Linked DNA regions of Homo sapiens: region 1 is linked to region 2. A link is a loop called in an ENCODE intact Hi-C map of the cell type or tissue named here. Cell type or tissue: PC-3. All regions are shown on one strand.

Region 1 (8,000 bases), 54 kb after region 2:
CCAGCCTGGGCAACAGAGCAAGACTTTGTCAAGAAAGAGAGAAAGAGAGAAAAAGAGAGAAAGAGAGAAAAAGGGAGGAAGGGAGGAAAAGAAAAGAGAGAAAGAGAGAAAGGGAAGAAGGGAGGAAGGAAGGAAAAGGAAAGAAAAGAGAGAAAGAAAGAGAAAGAAAGGAAGGAAGAAAGAAAGAAAGAGAAGGAGAAAGAGAAAGAAAAGAGAGAAAGAAAAAGAAGAAAAGAAAGAAAAAGAAAGAAAGAAAAGAAAAAGAGAGAAAGAGAGAAGGAAAGAGAAAGAAGGAAAGAGAAAGAAAGAAAGAAAGAAAGAAAGAAAGAGAAAGAAAGAAAGAAAGAAAGAAAGAAAGAAAAAAGAAAGAAGTCACATCTTGGAAGGAGAGGGGGGTTGATAGGATTCCACTCTCTGTCCTCTGCCACACTGGAAGCTGCAAAAGGCAGCCCTGTCTTGTTTTGCTCAGTGTCCCTAGCCTAGCACCCACCTCAACAAACATTTATTGGGTGGAAAAATGTGGTTTCTTCCTGCTTCCCCTTGCACCGTTGAGGAAACCCAAGCTCAGAGGTTGAGTAAGCAGCTCAAATCTGTTGACAGTGGCAGAGCTTGGGTCGGCCCCCATATCCCATTTCACAGCCTGTCCTGGACCCAAGTCATTCTGCAAGTCAACTAGCTGAGACAAAAGATACAGGAAATGGCTTTCTTATCTGAAAACACGGGAAAATAACACCTGCCCTTGTGGGGTTATTTTGAGAATTAAATGAGATCACGAATACAGAAAGATTCAGCACAGGCCTGGCCCATAAAAGTCACTCAGTGAATGTTTGCTGTGGAGCATAAGGCTTCAAAGACAATACTGCATGGCAGGTGACGTTTTATGTGTGTGCATTATTTGATGTACTTACTCTCATTCCTTCCTGTTTTTATTTTTAATTTTTTACAAATTATTATTGTTTTTTTGATACAGAGTCTCACTCTGTTGCCCAGGCAGGAGTACAGTGGTGCAATCACAGCTCACTACAGCCTCAACCTCCCCAGGCTCAGGTGATCAATCCACATCAGCCTCCCAAGTAGCTGGGACTACAGACACTCACCACTACTCCTGGCTTTTTATTTTATTTTATTTTTTATTTTTTGTAGAGATAGGGTCTCAATTCGTTGGCCAGGCTGATCTCAAACTCCTGGGCTCAGTTGGGTGCAGTGGCTCACGCCTGTAATCGCAGCACTTTGGGAAGCCAAGGTGTGGGGATCACCCGAGGTCAAGAGTTCAAGAGCAGCCTGGCCAACATGATGAAACCCCATCTGCACTAAAAATACACAAATTAGCCGGGTGTGGTGGCGGGTGCCTGTAATCCCAGCTACTCAGGAGGCTGAGGCAGGAGAATCGCTGAGATTCTCCTCAGCCTGGAGTGAGATCACACCACTGTACTCCAGCCTGAGCAACATAGTGAGACTCTGTCTCAAAAACAAACAAACAAACAAAACTCCTGGGCTCAAGTGATCCTCCCACTTTGGCCTCCCAAAGTGCTGGAATTACAGGCATAAGCCACCGCTCCCAACCTCCTCTTATTTTTAATAAATAAAAAAAGAACAACATAGAAACATCAAGAGATATTTTTTAAAGCTGCTTACTTTGGAGACTTGAGAACATGCACTTCGACTGAACAGAGTTTGATGAACTCCAGCACACCAGTCATCAGAAGAGGCAAGGAGGAATTCTCCCCTGAGCCTTCTGGTGGGCCCAGGAGTTCCTCGGCTTGTGTCTGAAGGCCCCTGCCTCAGTCTTCAATGAGCTTCTCCTCTGTATCTGTCTCTCTTCTGTGTCTTCTAAGGATGCTTGTCATTTGATTTCGGGCCCACCTGGATAATCCAAGATGACCTCATCTCGAGATCCTTAGCACATCTGCAAGGACCCTTTCTCCAAATAAGGTCACACTCATAGGTTCCGGGGCTGAGGACATGGATGTGCCTCTTTTGAGGTGTATACGAGACAGATGAAAACATCTGAGAAAGTTCTTTTTCATTTTTGTTGTTGTTGTTTGTTGTTGTTTTAGAGACAGGGTCTCACTCTGTCACCCAGGCTGGAGTGCAGTGGCACAATCATAGCTCAAGCAGCCTCGAACTCCTGGGCTCAAGCGTTCCTCCCACCTCAGCCTCCCAAGTAACTGGGACTGCAGGCATGCACCACCACACCTGGCTAATTTTTGTATTTTTTGTAGAGATGAGGGTCTCACCATGTTGCCCAACCTGGTCTCAAACTCCTGGCCTCAAGCGGTCCTCCCGCCTCAGCCTTCCAAAGTGCTAGGATTACAGGCGTGAGCCACCACGCCCGGCCAGAAAGTTCTTTTTCATAACTCATGGCCAAACCAGAGAGCCTGAGCCCCAACTCCAGAGAAACTCTCTTCCCCTGCTTTCCCAAGGGAGCCTGGGAATCTCCCCTCTGGTTTGGACCAGAGGATGGACAGAATGACCTGTTGCTCGCCTCTCCCTTTCGGAGCCCCTCCAAGGAGGAAATGAAAGGTGGACGGCAGACAGTCGGGGGAGGCATTGCCTGTGGTGGAACCTGCCCTGCAGCTGATGCTGTTTCTTTTAGGAACTTCACGTCCATCTTCTACCCTCACTATGGCAACTGTTACATCTTCAACTGGGGCATGACAGAGAAGGCACTTCCTTCGGCCAACCCTGGAACTGAATTCGGTGAGTTTTGGTTTATCGTGGGGCCAGAGCCATGAGGCTTTAACCACCCCCACAATGTGGGACTGAAAGACCATCAGCTGTTGCAGGGTGGGACTGAGGGGGGACCAAGGCATCAAGAGGAGTGGCTGCTACCGAGGCTCTACTGTGTGCCAGGGGAGGCCAGGCCAGGCGCTTCCTCAGCCATTCCCGCCCACAATGTTCAGAATCCGTGGGGTAGCAACTGGTGTTCCCATTTTACTGATGAGCAAAGTGAGGACTTGGAAGCAGCACAGCTTCGTGGTCAAGAGCTCAAGCTTCAGCCAGGCGTGGTGGCTCATGCCTGTAATCCCAACACTTTGGGAGGCCGAGGCAGGAGGATTGTTCAAGCCCAAGAGTTCGAGACCAGCCTGGGCAACAAGGTGAAACCCCATCTCTTAAAAAAAAAATACAAAAATTAGCGAGGCATGATGGCACGTACCTGTAGTCCCAGCTACTCAGGAGGCTGAGGCAGGAAGATCGCTTGAGCTGGGAAGGTCAAGGCAGCAGTGAGCCATGATCACACCACTGCAGCTCCACCATTTACTTGGGTGGTGTTCCTGAGCTCCAGAGCAACCTTCTCAAAGCCTTAGTTTCCCCAATCATAGATTAGTATATAGTAGCAGAGCAGAGCATTTAGTATAGTAAATCGTATCTACCGTGTGAGCCATGATGATGAGTAAATAGTATAAGCCTTGTGAGTCATTACGATGTAATGTGGTAAATCGTTTCACCTGCCTAGGAAGTAGGGAATGCTCCATATATGCTGAGTATTCTGAGCAGTTTTTAAACAACTTGTCCAGGATCATGCAGTTAATACATGGACCAAAAGACATTGCATGTTCTTACCTGTAAGTGGGAGCTAAATGATGTGCACACGTGGATATAGAGTGTGGAAGGAGAGACATCAGAGACTTAGAGGGTGGGAGGGTAGGAGGCAGGTGAGGGACAAGAAATTAATGAGTACAGTATATATGATTCCAGTGAAGGTTACACTAAAAGCCTAGACTTCACCACTGTATAATAATTCCATGTAACAAAACTGCGCTTGAACCCCTTACATTTATACAAATTAGAAAAAGAAAAGAAATACATAACAGTCTCTTAGTCTCTCTGCCTCTCTGGTGTACAGTTTGTTTGTTTGTTTTCTTGAGACAGGGTCTCACTCTGTCACCCAAACTGGAGTGCAGTGGCACGGTCATGGCTCACTGCAGCCTCAACCTCCTGGGCTCAGGTGATCCTCCCACCTCAGCCTCCTGAGGAGCTAGGATTGCAGGTGGCTAATTTTTTGTAGAGATAAGGTTTCATCCTGTTGCCCAGGTTGGTCTTGACCTCCTGGGCTCAAGCAATCTGCCCTCCTTGGCCTCTCAAAGTACTGGGATTACAGATGTGATCCACTGCGCCCAGCTGTACAGTTCTTAAAGAAAGACAGAGACACACAGAGAGAAGCTGAAGGAGTCCATGGAAGTGAGGAAGTGGGGCATGGTGGATGACGGATCCCCCTCCCTCGGGGCTCATGTGTTGCACTGACCCCTAGAGAGGGGCTGGTGGACTCAGGCTGGCTGTGGTTTTGCGGCTTGTGAGCCGGGCACAGGTGGGAGTGGATCCCTCCTCCCATCTCTAGGTTCTGACCTCTGCAACCACCAAGAGGCAGGCTCTCATTCAGCGACCATCGGGGCCGCTGGCCAAGAGGGCAGGTGAGCTGAGTGCCTTTCACTTAGCCCCCATGCTGCTGAGAGCACTGCCACAGAGGTGCCAGTCAACTTACTCCCAGAGGCAGATGGTTATAGTCAGGGAGCCAGCTGCTGTATCAGAAGCCCAGCAAAAGCACTTCCTCACTGGAAGACCTCAGACAAGTCCCTTCACTTCTCTGTGCCTCAGTTTCTCCATCTGTAAAATGGGGACAATACTAGTACCTCCATCATGCAGCCCTTGTGAGCATCCGAGGAGCTCATGTTTATTTTATTTTATTTTTGGAGATGGAGTCTCACTCTCGCTCAGGCTGGAGTGCAGTGGCGCAATCTTGGCTCACTGCAACCTCCGCCTCCTGGGTTCAAGCGATTCTCCTGCCTCAGCTTCCCAAGTAGCTGGGACTACAGGCATGCGCCACAATGCCCAACTAATTTTTGTATTTTTTTTTCTCTATTTTGATATGGAGTTTTGCTCTGTCGTCCTGGCTGCAGTGCAGTGGCGCAATCTCGGCTCACTACAACCTCTGTCTCCCAGGTTCAAGCAATTCTCCTGCCTCAGCCTCCCGAGTAGTTGGGATTACAGGTGGCCGCCACCATGCCTGGCTAATTTTTGTATTTTTAGTAGAGACGAGGTTTCACCATGTTAGCCAGGTTGGTCTTGAACTCCTGACCTCAAGTGATCTGCCCGCTTCAGCCTCCCAAAGTGCTGAGATTACAGGTGTGAGCCACTGTGCCCGGCCAAGGAGCTCATGTTTAATGAGGCCCTTAGCACATCACCCCGCAGGTAGCAAGTGCTCAACTAGCCCTTATTGTCCTAACCAGAGGGACTCAACTCCACGTAGCTCAGGACCGTGGTGCGTGGGAGACTGGGTCCAGTCCCTTCCCTTGAGAACAGTCAAGAGGGGAAGGAAGACAGACAATAAAAGAGCAATCACACAAATGAGGCAGGTACTCAGAAGGAAAGTTCCGGGGCTAGGAAAGTGTACAACCAAGACCCTGACACCTCGTCTGAGCCATCAGAGAACGTTTCTGGAGGAAGTGATGCTGGTTGAGATCTGAGGGAAGAGCATGTGTTTCTAGGGGAAGGGAAGGGGCAGAGACAGCATTCCAGAGCTAGGGAATAGCACTCCAGATTGAGGAACAGCATTCCAGGTGAGAGAACAGAATTCCAGAGCAAGGAACAGCACTCCAGGTGAGGGAACAGCACTCCAGAGTGAGGAACAGCATTCCAGAGTGAGGGAACAGCATTTGCAAAGGCATAGCAGGAGGAAGGCGTGCAGAAGCTCGGAGGCATTGAACGGGGACAGCGAGGGCACCTGTGGTGTGAGGTGGGGTGGCATGGGTGGGCCGTGGCCATGCTATGCCTCCTTGATCTACCTCCTGATCAGAAAAGAGATCACGGGAGGCAAGAGACACCTAGGGAGGAGGCTACGTAAGAGCCTGCCTTAGAGATGATGGGGGCTTTGCAGAAGGCAAGCAGTATTTGAGGACTGAGTTTTTGCAAAGTGGAGCCAGCCTCCTTGGCGGTCCCTGGAGGTCCCCTGGCCGGAGGGAGCTTGGAGAAGTGGGTAGTGGGGTCTCCTTTCTGCCTCAGGAGAAAGTTCAGGCAGCCCTCACCCCACCCTCCCCACAGGCCTGAAGTTGATCCTGGACATAGGCCAGGAAGACTACGTCCCCTTCCTTGCGTCCACGGCCGGGGTCAGGCTGATGCTTCACGAGCAGAGGTCATACCCCTTCATCAGAGATGAGGGCATCTACGCCATGTCGGGGACAGAGACGTCCATCGGGGTACTCGTGGTATGGCCGGAGCCCAAGGGCAGTCCTAGAGGGTCTGAGGGTGGGAGCCCACCTGTCCAGGGCCAACTGCCCTTGGCCTGGGAGGAGGGGATCTGGGCCCCCCAGCCCTGGCCTTCCTTCCTTTTGGCTGGAATCCCCCCAGGGTGGCCCAAGCTTTAGGGGAAGGTGAGCCCTCTGGCGCCCCCTCTGGCGCCCCCCCTGGCACCTGCAGGGGTCCACAGCCCTCTGTCCCCAAATGCTTGATAGAAGGGAGGTGCAGAAAGGGCTTCCTGGGGTGACCAGTGTCCCCCTCAAGCAACCCCTCTAAACACAGGACAAGCTTCAGCGCATGGGGGAGCCCTACAGCCCGTGCACCGTGAATGGTTCTGAGGTCCCCGTCCAAAACTTCTACAGTGACTACAACACGACCTACTCCATCCAGGTGGGAAGGTGGTGCACGCCTCATGCCCCGGGGCCCCTGTCCGGGTTTATGGGGCCAAGGCCTCAGTACTCCGGGAGAGCTGGCCCCAGCAAGTCTGGCTCTGCTGGGCCTTTGTAGGTTGCCACGGGGCACCCCGGGCCTGTGGGACCAGTCACTTTCCTGGGCTCTCTCACCAGGGCCTAGGGTTGGCCACTTCTCATCCCCACATTGGCAGGTGTACCCCTGGGGAAGCCCAGGGGATTATGGGGATCTTACTCTGGGGTTTCCCAAGATGAAAACAAAAAATAGCAGCTAACACCATCAAGCTTCCATTGTGTGTGAAATGCTGTGCGAAGGGCTGGAACACATTCCATCGTCATTTAATCTTTCAACTGCCTCCTGCCATGAATCTACAATATAGTAATGACAGCAGCATTTATTGATAAACTAATAATAGCAGGGTTACCATGTGTTAGGCAGTCACTGTTGTAAGTAATTTACATGTATATTACATCATTTAACTTTCACAACAACCCTAAGATGTAGATACTATTATCATTCCCATTCTGGGAATGAGGAAATTGGGATTGACAGACCCCAGTTCAAATGCATCATCAATTTACCTGAGAAGTCCCTTTTTTTTTTTTTTTGAGATGGAGTCTCACTCTGTCACCCAGGCTGGAGTGCGGTGGCGTGATATTGGCTCACTGCAACCTCCGCCTCCCAGGTTCAAGCAATTCTCTGCCTCAGCCTCCCGTGTAGCTGGGACTACAGGTGCCCACCGCTACACCGGCTAATTTTTTTGTATTTTTAGTAGAGACGGGGTTTCACCAAGTTGGCCAGGCTGGTCTTGAACTCCTGACCTCGTGATCCACCGCCTCGGCCTCCCAAAGTGCTGGGATAACAGGCATGAGCCACCGCACCCGGACTTTATTATTATTTTTTTAAAAGAGATTGCTGGGCATGGTGGCTCACGCCTGTAATCCCAGCACTTTGGGAGTGCGAAGCGGGTACATCACTTGAGGTCAGAAGTTCAAGACCAGCCTGGCCAACATGGTGAAACCCCGTCTCTACTAAAAATACAAAAAAAAAAAATTAGCCAGGCGTCGTGGCACACGCCTGTAGTCCCAGCTGTGCAGGGGGCTGAGGCAAGAGAATTGCTTGAACCCGGGAGGCGGAGGTTGCAGTGAGCTGATATCACGCCACTGCACTCCAGCCTGAGTGACAGAGTGAGACTCTTGTCTCAAAAAAGTAAAATAATAAAATAAAAAAGAGAGACAGGGTCTTGCTCTGTTACCCAGGCTGAAGTGCTGTGGTGCCATCATAGTTCACTGCAGCCTCGAACTCTTGGATTCAAGCAATCCGCCTGCCTCAGCCTCCCTAGTAGCCAGGACCAC
Region 2 (8,000 bases):
CCCCTACCCCAGGAGGGATTACCTTTGTCTTTCTCAAGGACTAAGTTTGCACCCCAGCAAGAAGGAGTTGGAGAGAGGCTTTGGCAGGTTGGGTTAGGGAGCGAGACCATGAAGAGGCTTGGGGTCTGAGGCTGTGGACTTCAAGGCAGCTTTCAAGGATTGTTTTAGAGATTGGTGGGGAGGGGAAATGTGAAAAGTTTAGAAACATGTCTGATACATGCCTGGCTCATTAATGGGGCCAGGAGGGGAGTGTTGGAGAGGAAAGGAGATAGGGAAGAGGGGGAGATTTAGGAAGACAGAGAAAGCCCCAAGAGATGGCCATGGGCCTGTACAGGGCAGAGACCCCTGCCTCCAGCACCCAACACCCACCCTCCCTCCCTGGTTGCATTTGGGGGTGCGGTGGGGGAGCAGAGGCTGATGTAGGGAGGGGGAGGCCTTCATTACCCCACTACATTGGAGGCAGAGCTTTGCCTGCCCTAGGAGAAGGGACCAGGGGAGTTCTGGTTTACCCCAGGCTGTCTGGGGAGCCGATTCCTGTCCTTAAAACATTTTCTTTCCTTTCTTTCATTTTTGTAGACAGGGTCTCACTATATTGCCCAGGCTGGTCTCAAACTCCTGGGCTCAAGGAATCCTCCCACCTCGAGCTCACAAAGTGTTGGGATTATAGGCATGAGCTACCTCGCCTGGCTCCTTAAAGCATTAAGGGCAAGATTTGGGTGCAGAAGTCTCCCAGTCTCCTTAGCTGTACCAGGACAGGCTGTTTGTTTAACAGTTAAGAGTTTGGGAGTCAGGCAGACTGGAGTTGGAGCTCAGTTGCAGGACAGGTGGACCCCCACCAGTCCATGGGATAACTTGGTGGGGGGAATTTGAGGGGACCGTGAGGCATTAGCAAGCCAAGTGCACAGCATGCTGACCCCCAGGCACTGGACCCACCCTGGCTATTGCTCTGATAACCTCCAAATGGCTGCTATGCTGGTCCTGCCCTGCTTGGAGAAGGGATGAGGGTAGGGCCATGATGGGAGAACTCTGGGCTGAGAAGCCAGAAACAGCTTTATCTGCAGAATTCAGGGAAAATTGAAATCTCAGAATCAGGGCCTTGGGTGAGTGGAGAGAGGGCAAATGTCTGAGTGGATGACAATCTGGTTGGTTACAAGTCGCCGGCTGTTGGAAGAGGAGCCTAGCTGGGCCTCACCTCCCCCGATCCCTTGGCACCAGATGATAGAGAGTGGCGCCATCCTGGCCACAGGATGGTGAGCCCACTGGGCAGATTCCCCTCCCCAACCCTCACAGAAAGCAGAACCTGGTGAAGAGCTGTGGTGGAGGGGAAGGAGGCTGCACATTTTCCTACATTTGGGTGGGAAGGCAGAAGATACTTTCTTTCCCAATACAAAGCAGTTCTCTTTGCAATTCATTCATTCATTCAAAAAGTATTTAGGGAGTGTTTCCTGAGTGCTATAACACTAGTTCACAGGAACTGAAACACTTAGAGGAAAGGTTTTATGTGTTTTGTTTACTGCTATTGTCCAAATTCCCAGTAGATGCTCAGTGAACGTTTATTGAATGAATAAATGAATGAATGATGGATGGATGGATGGATGCATATCAGCATTGGGCTAGACACTGAAAATACAGTGGTGACCCAGCCACATCTCTCATCCTCCAGTAAATTCCATGGACCCCCATTCTCTGGTCCCCTCCCCATCTTCACCCCTAATCTTGAACTACCAGTAGGGCCCCACAAATGGTGGCTGGGCCTGAAATGGGCAGGGCTGTATTCTTGTTGGATCTTATGATCCAGCTGGCTAAAAACCCTATCCTGAAGACCCCTCTACAAAGGATCTCATTCACTTGAGGAGGTGTGGTCACCTTGTCTGGGAACCCCGTTGTTTTGTTTGCCTTACGTACAAGGACTGAACTGGACTCAGTTTCTTTTTCAACACATGCTATCGTTTGCCAAATCAACTCTGATAGGGCCCAAATGGCTCTCTCCCCTACAGTATAATAATAAAAATAAGCACCGATTTTTGTGTGTGGTTTGTTTGTTTGTTTTGAAATGGAGTCTCGCTCTTTCACCAGGCTGGAGTGCAGTGGCACGATCTCGGCTCACTGCAACCACTGCCTCTTGGGTTCAAGCCATTCTCCTGCCCCAGCCTCCCAAGTAGCTGGTACTATAGGCACGCGCCACCACGCCCAGCTAATTTTTGTATTTTTAGTAGAGACAGGGTTTCTCCATGTTGGCCAGGATGGCCTTGATCTCTTGACCTCGTGATCTGCCCACCTTGGCCTCCCAAAGTACTGGGATTACAGACATGAGCCATGCACCCGGCCAGCAGCATTTTTTAAGTATGACTACATGCCAGGCATGTGCATTCTTTCATTGAATTCTTTCAGCAACCATATGGGGGTAGGTACAGTTTTTTAATTATTAATATTATTTTTACATTTTCCTTGTTTGTTGAGATAGGGTCTCACTCTGTTGCCCAGGCTGGAATGCAGTGGCTCAATCACAGCTCACTGCAGCCTCAACATCCCAGGCTGAAGCGATCCTCCCACCTCAGCCTCTCCAGTAGCTGGGACTGCAGGTGCACACCACTACGGCCAGCTAACTTTTTTATTTTATTTGTTTTGGTAGAGACAGGGTTTGGCCATGTTGCCCAGGCTGGTCTTGAACTCCTGGGCTCACTCAATCTTCTCACCTTGGCCTCCCAAAGTGCTGGGATTACAGGCGTGAACTGCCACGCCCGGCCAGGTACAATTATTATCCCCCTTTTACACACAGAGAAACTGAGCTCTCTCACTGCAGGATTTCAATGTATCTTTACAACAATCCAGTGAAACAGGTAATGTAATTGTCTGCATTTCACAGAAAAGAAAATAGGCTCAGAGAGCTTAAGTAACTTGCCCAAGGTCACACAGAGCTAGCAAATGGTGTGTCTGGGATTCAAACCCAAGCAGTTTGACTGTAGATCCCACTCTGTTCACCCCAGCTTGCCTCTCCTCAGCTTCTTGGTGTCGTCTGAGAGGTGAGTGTGGAGGAGGAGGGGAATTTTTTTCTCTGTGACATGGCTCTCGAAGCCTTTGGTTCACCCACAGCCAAGTGTAAGGTTTCGGCTTTTCACAATGCCAGGAACCACCCTGGGTCACTGTGAGGGTGAAGATTGTAATCTCCCCCAACAAAGAGGGTACTCAGCCCCTTGCCTTCAGGGCGCCACATTCCCAGCCTTCAATTTTCCCTGGAGGCCTGGCTTCCTACTGCCAGATGGCCTTTGTAGGGGCTGAGGGGACCATGGACCCTGGGCCTCCCTCCCAAGGTTTTGGATCCAAGGCCATCTACTATGCCAGCCCAACTCTGGCACAAGGTGGGGAACGCGTGGCCCAGACCAGGGCCTGGAAAAACAAAGCTGGATTTCAGAGGTTGGCAGGAAATGGAGACAGAGCAGGAAACAGAAGGGGCTAAGAGAAAAACATGCCACCGGCTGGGTGCGGTGGCTCAAGCCTGTAATCCCAGCACTTTGGGAGGCCAAGGCGGGCGGATCACCTGAGGTTGGGAGTTTGAGGCCAGCCTGACCAACATGGAGAAATCCCCGTTTCTACTAAAAATGTAAAATTAGCTAGGTGTGATGGTGCATGCCTGTAGTCCCAGCTGCTCAGGAGGCTGAGGCAGGAGAATCGCTTGAACCTGGGAGGCAGAGGTTGCAGTGAGCCAAGATCGCACCATTGCACTCCAGCCTGAGCAACAAGAGCGAAAGTCTGTCTCAAAAAAAAAAAAGTCACCATTCTTTCCCTTTCTTGTCTCTGATTCATGCCTTCCACCTGGTGTTTGGCAAATAACATGTTTATTTAATAAACTGCGATGCCATGAAACCCATTCTGGAGGCCAAGGGCACAGGGAGCCCAGCTGACCCAGCATGTATAAGCACTTACTATAGAACAGGCATGGGAGCCTAGTGCAGTGGCTCACGCCTGTAATCCCTGCACTTTGGCAGGCCAAGGTGGGAGGATTGCTTGAGCCCAGGAGTTTGAGACCAGCCTGCCTGGGCAACATAGTGAGACTCTCTCTATAAATTCTTTTTCTTAATTAGCCACATGTTGTGGCAACTGTAGTCTCAGCTACTTGGAAGGCTGAGGTGGGAGGATCACTTGAGCCCAGGAGTTCAAGTCTGCAGTGAGCCGTGATCGTGCCACCGCACTCCAGCCTTGGTGACAGAGTGAGACCCTGTCTCTTAAACGAAGTACAGGCATAGGGAGCAATGTTTTGCCTGAGTCCTCTCATTTAATCTGCACATAATAACCCTATCAAGTAGGTACATCCTTACCATCACCATCATCATCACCATTACCATCCTCATAGTCACCATCACCACCATTCCCCTCATCACCTCTCACCATCACCATCCTCACCATCATCGCCATCATCATCATCACCACCATCATCCCCATCATCACCATCACCATCGCCACCATCACCATCACCATCCTCACCATCACCACCATCAGGATCACCATCACCACCATCATCACAACCATTATCACCATCACCACCATCACTATCCTCACCACCATCACCATCATCACCATCACCACCATCATCATCATCACCACCATCATCCCCATCATCACCATCACCATCCTCACCATCACCACCATCAGGATCACCATCACCACCATCATCACAACCATTATCACCATCTTCACCATCACCACCATCACCATCCTCACCACCATCACCATCATCACCATCATGATCACCATCACCACCATCGCCGTCACCATCTCCTCCATCATCACCATCACCATCCTCACCATCATCACCATCATCATCATCACCACCATCACCATCACCATCTCCTTCATCATCACCATCATCATCATCACCATCACCACCATCACCCTGACCATCACCTCCATCATCACCATCACCATCCTCACCATCACCACCATCAGGATCACCATCACCACCATCATCACAACCATTATCACCATCCTCACCATCACCACCATCACCATCTTCACCACCATCACCATCATCACCATCATGATCACCATCACCCTCACCATCTCCTCTGTCATCACCATCACCATCCTCACCATCATCACCATCACCATCATCATCAACACCATCACCATCACCACCATCACCCTCACCATCTCCTCTGTCATCACTGTCACCATCCTCACCATCATCACCATCACCATCATCAACACCATCACTATCACCACCATCACCCTCACCATCTCCTCCATCATCACCATCATCATCCTCAGCACCATCACCATTATCATCACCATCATCAGCATCATGACCACCATCACCCTCACCATCACCTCCATTATCACCATCACCATCACCATTCTCACCATCATCACCATCACCACCAGAGCAACATTATGGTCACCCACATGGTTTCCCAGACCCAAGAAGCAGCCCACAGATGGGGTAACAGACCCAAAGGACATGATGACACGTCATCTCCTAGAAAGATGGCTAAGAATTTGGGCTCTAAAGCCTGAAAGACCTAAATTTGATTCCTAGCTCTGCCACTTTTGAGCTGTGTGACTTCAGGCAATTGACCTAACATCTCTGAAACTCAGCGGCCTTGTCTGTAAAATGGTGATGATCACAGTTCCTCCTCACAGGGCTGTGGTAAGAGGCACATGAGCTAATGCCTGTGAGGCCCTGGCACAGGGCCTGGCTGAAATCATAAAAGGGAAAAACAAACACTCTGCAAAGGCGGCAGCAGTTAAGGGAATCACTCAGGGTGTCTGGTTGGTAGTTCCCAGCAGCTCAATCTCTGGATTGCAAGAAGTAGGTGTTGCCCAGCGTGAGAACGGGCACTGGAGAGCAGTGTGGGGACATGACTGGAGAGACCACTCAAGGGCCTTTTTTTCTTCTCAAGGAGCCAGGGTATGGAGGGATGGGAGGGGAGCTTTTGTGTGGAACAGGGTCGAGAGTTCAGAGCTGATGCTGCCGCCAATCCGGTCTGAGAGAGAGCAGGGAGCAGGATCCTTTTCCAGGCTGCACGGAGGAGCTCTCAGGGAAAACTCCTTCCTGCTCCTGTCCCAAAGGGTTCCCCAGAGCGGCTGGCACACACCTCCACCATGCATGATGGCATTTCCTTGTGGGCTCATCTCCCTTTTTGATGATTTGCTTCTAAATAGCAGTAAAGGTGAGCACCGAAGGGCAATGCTGTGCCAGGGAATCCTGAGTGTCTTGCCTCCAGCCTCTAGGGCTGCCACAAATGCCTGTGGGGTATGTGTGCTGCCAACTCCAGGGATGTCATTGTCAATCACACAGACTACACACATGATGAAGGATGCTTCTTGGAGTTGTATAGGGCACAGTCTGCACAACCACACAGGGCTGCCCTGCCAGCCTCCTTCTTCCTGCAGAAGGTACAGAACTGTTTTGAGTGCCTCAGCTCCAGCTGCAGCTCAAGGCAGAGAAAGGTTGAGTGTAAATGCCAATCAAGAGGCAAACGGCCCAGGTTTGCTGCCCAAGGCTTGTTCTGGAGAAGATTGTGTCTGGGCATTGTGGTGACTGGTGATGGTGGTGGATTATTGATTGTCCTTAATATAGATTATCAGGAGGCAATATAGCAAAGTGGTTATGAGAGCAGACTCTGGAGCAAACAGACACGGTTTCAATTTTGCTCTGCTACTTACTCTCACTGTGTGATTTGGGCAAATCACCTGACCTCTCTGTGCTTCCATCTCCTCGTCTAAAAAACAGGTGTATACTAATATGCGGCCAGGCACAGTGGCTCATGCCTGTAATCCTAGCACTTTGGGAGGCCGAGGCTGATGGATCACTTGAGGTCAGGAGTTTGAGACCAGCCTGGCCAACATAGTGAAACCCCATCTCTACTAAAACTACAAAAATTAGCCGGACGTGGTGGCGGACGCCTGTAATCCCAGCTACTCAGGAGGCTGAGACAGGAGAATTGCTTGAACCCGGGAGGCAGAAGTTGCAGTGAGCCGAGATTGCGCCAAGGCACTCCAGCCAGGGCAATAGACTGAGACTTCGTCTAAAGAAAAAAATAAAATAAAATAAAGACTATAATAATATGCATGAGTGTATTCTAGCTCTCCCTGTCTTTCAGAGTGGCTGTAAGAAGGAGATGAGATCATGTGAGTAAAGCTAAGCACAGTGCCTGCTGCACAGTAAAAGATCACTAAGGGCCAACGAAATTGCCAGCCAGAAAGGTGGGGCGCAGAGTCACCCATAGGAAGGCAGCTCCCTGAAATCCTGCCAGCATCATGGAGGATTTGGGGCCCAACCTGAAGTCTTTGGCCTAGGGCCAGATCAAGCTGGTACTTGATTGGGCCTTGTCAACATAACCTTTTCATAGTCAAGTGCTACTAAGGTTTCTGAGATTGTGCAGGGGTGATTCTGTGTGCAAACACCAGGAAGGAGGAGGAGTCCTGCAATCTGGTTTTTTGTTTTTTGGGGGTTTTGTTTGTTTTGTTTTTTTTTTTTTTGAGACAGAGCCTCACTCTGTGCCCAGGCTGGAGTGCAGTGGCGCGATCTCAGCTTACTGCAACCTCCACCTCCTGGGTTCAAGTGATTCTCCTGCCTCAGCCTCCTGCGTAGCTGGGACTACAGGCCTGTGCCACCATATCCAGCTAATTTTTTGTATTTTTAGTGGAGACAGGGTTTCACCGTGTTAGCCAGGATGGTCTCAGTCTTAATCTCCTGACCTCGTGATCCACCTGCCTCGGCCTCCCAAAGCGCTGGGAGTACAGGTGTGAGCCACTGCGCCCAGCCCAATCTGGGCTTCCTTGCCCTCAATTAATTCCTCCAGCCTGGCAGTCTGCATACTATGGCCCAAAGGCCGGTGTTTGATCCACCAGCTGTTTTTTGTGCAGCTTGTGAGTTAAGAATGGTTTACATGGTTGAAAAAAAAAAATCACATTTCATGACACATGGAAATCAAATGAAATTCAAAATTCAGTGTTCATAAGTGAAGTGTGGTTGAAACATAGCCCGCCCAGTCATTTAC

What was found. Hi-C counts contacts between places; a loop is a spot of excess contacts. Peaks named below come from ENCODE experiments on the same cell type or tissue, not always from the same donor. Only the 100,000 strongest peaks of a DNase experiment are listed, where the experiment ranks them.
Region 1: a loop joins it to region 2, with 1.9 times the contacts of the local background. A loop is called at or near these places in 5 of 110 quality-filtered maps.

The regions. Positions count from the first base shown.
Region 1 is chr16:23,365,260-23,373,259 of GRCh38, forward strand. SCNN1B (sodium channel epithelial 1 subunit beta) reads left to right here. Exons shown (of 13, transcript NM_000336.3): 5 at 2,597-2,700; 6 at 6,040-6,203; 7 at 6,517-6,624. Among named protein-coding and RNA genes, the nearest start is that of SCNN1B, 67 kb to the left of the region's middle. RefSeq lists a silencer at 409-703 and an enhancer at 567-626. In PC-3, no CTCF peak of the experiment used is centred here; a DNase peak (open chromatin) is centred at 3,442; H3K27ac peaks cover 370 bases.
Region 2 is chr16:23,311,581-23,319,580 of GRCh38, forward strand. All of the region lies in intron 1 of SCNN1B (sodium channel epithelial 1 subunit beta), which reads left to right. Among named protein-coding and RNA genes, the nearest start is that of SCNN1B, 13 kb to the left of the region's middle. In PC-3, no CTCF peak of the experiment used is centred here; no DNase peak of the experiment used is centred here.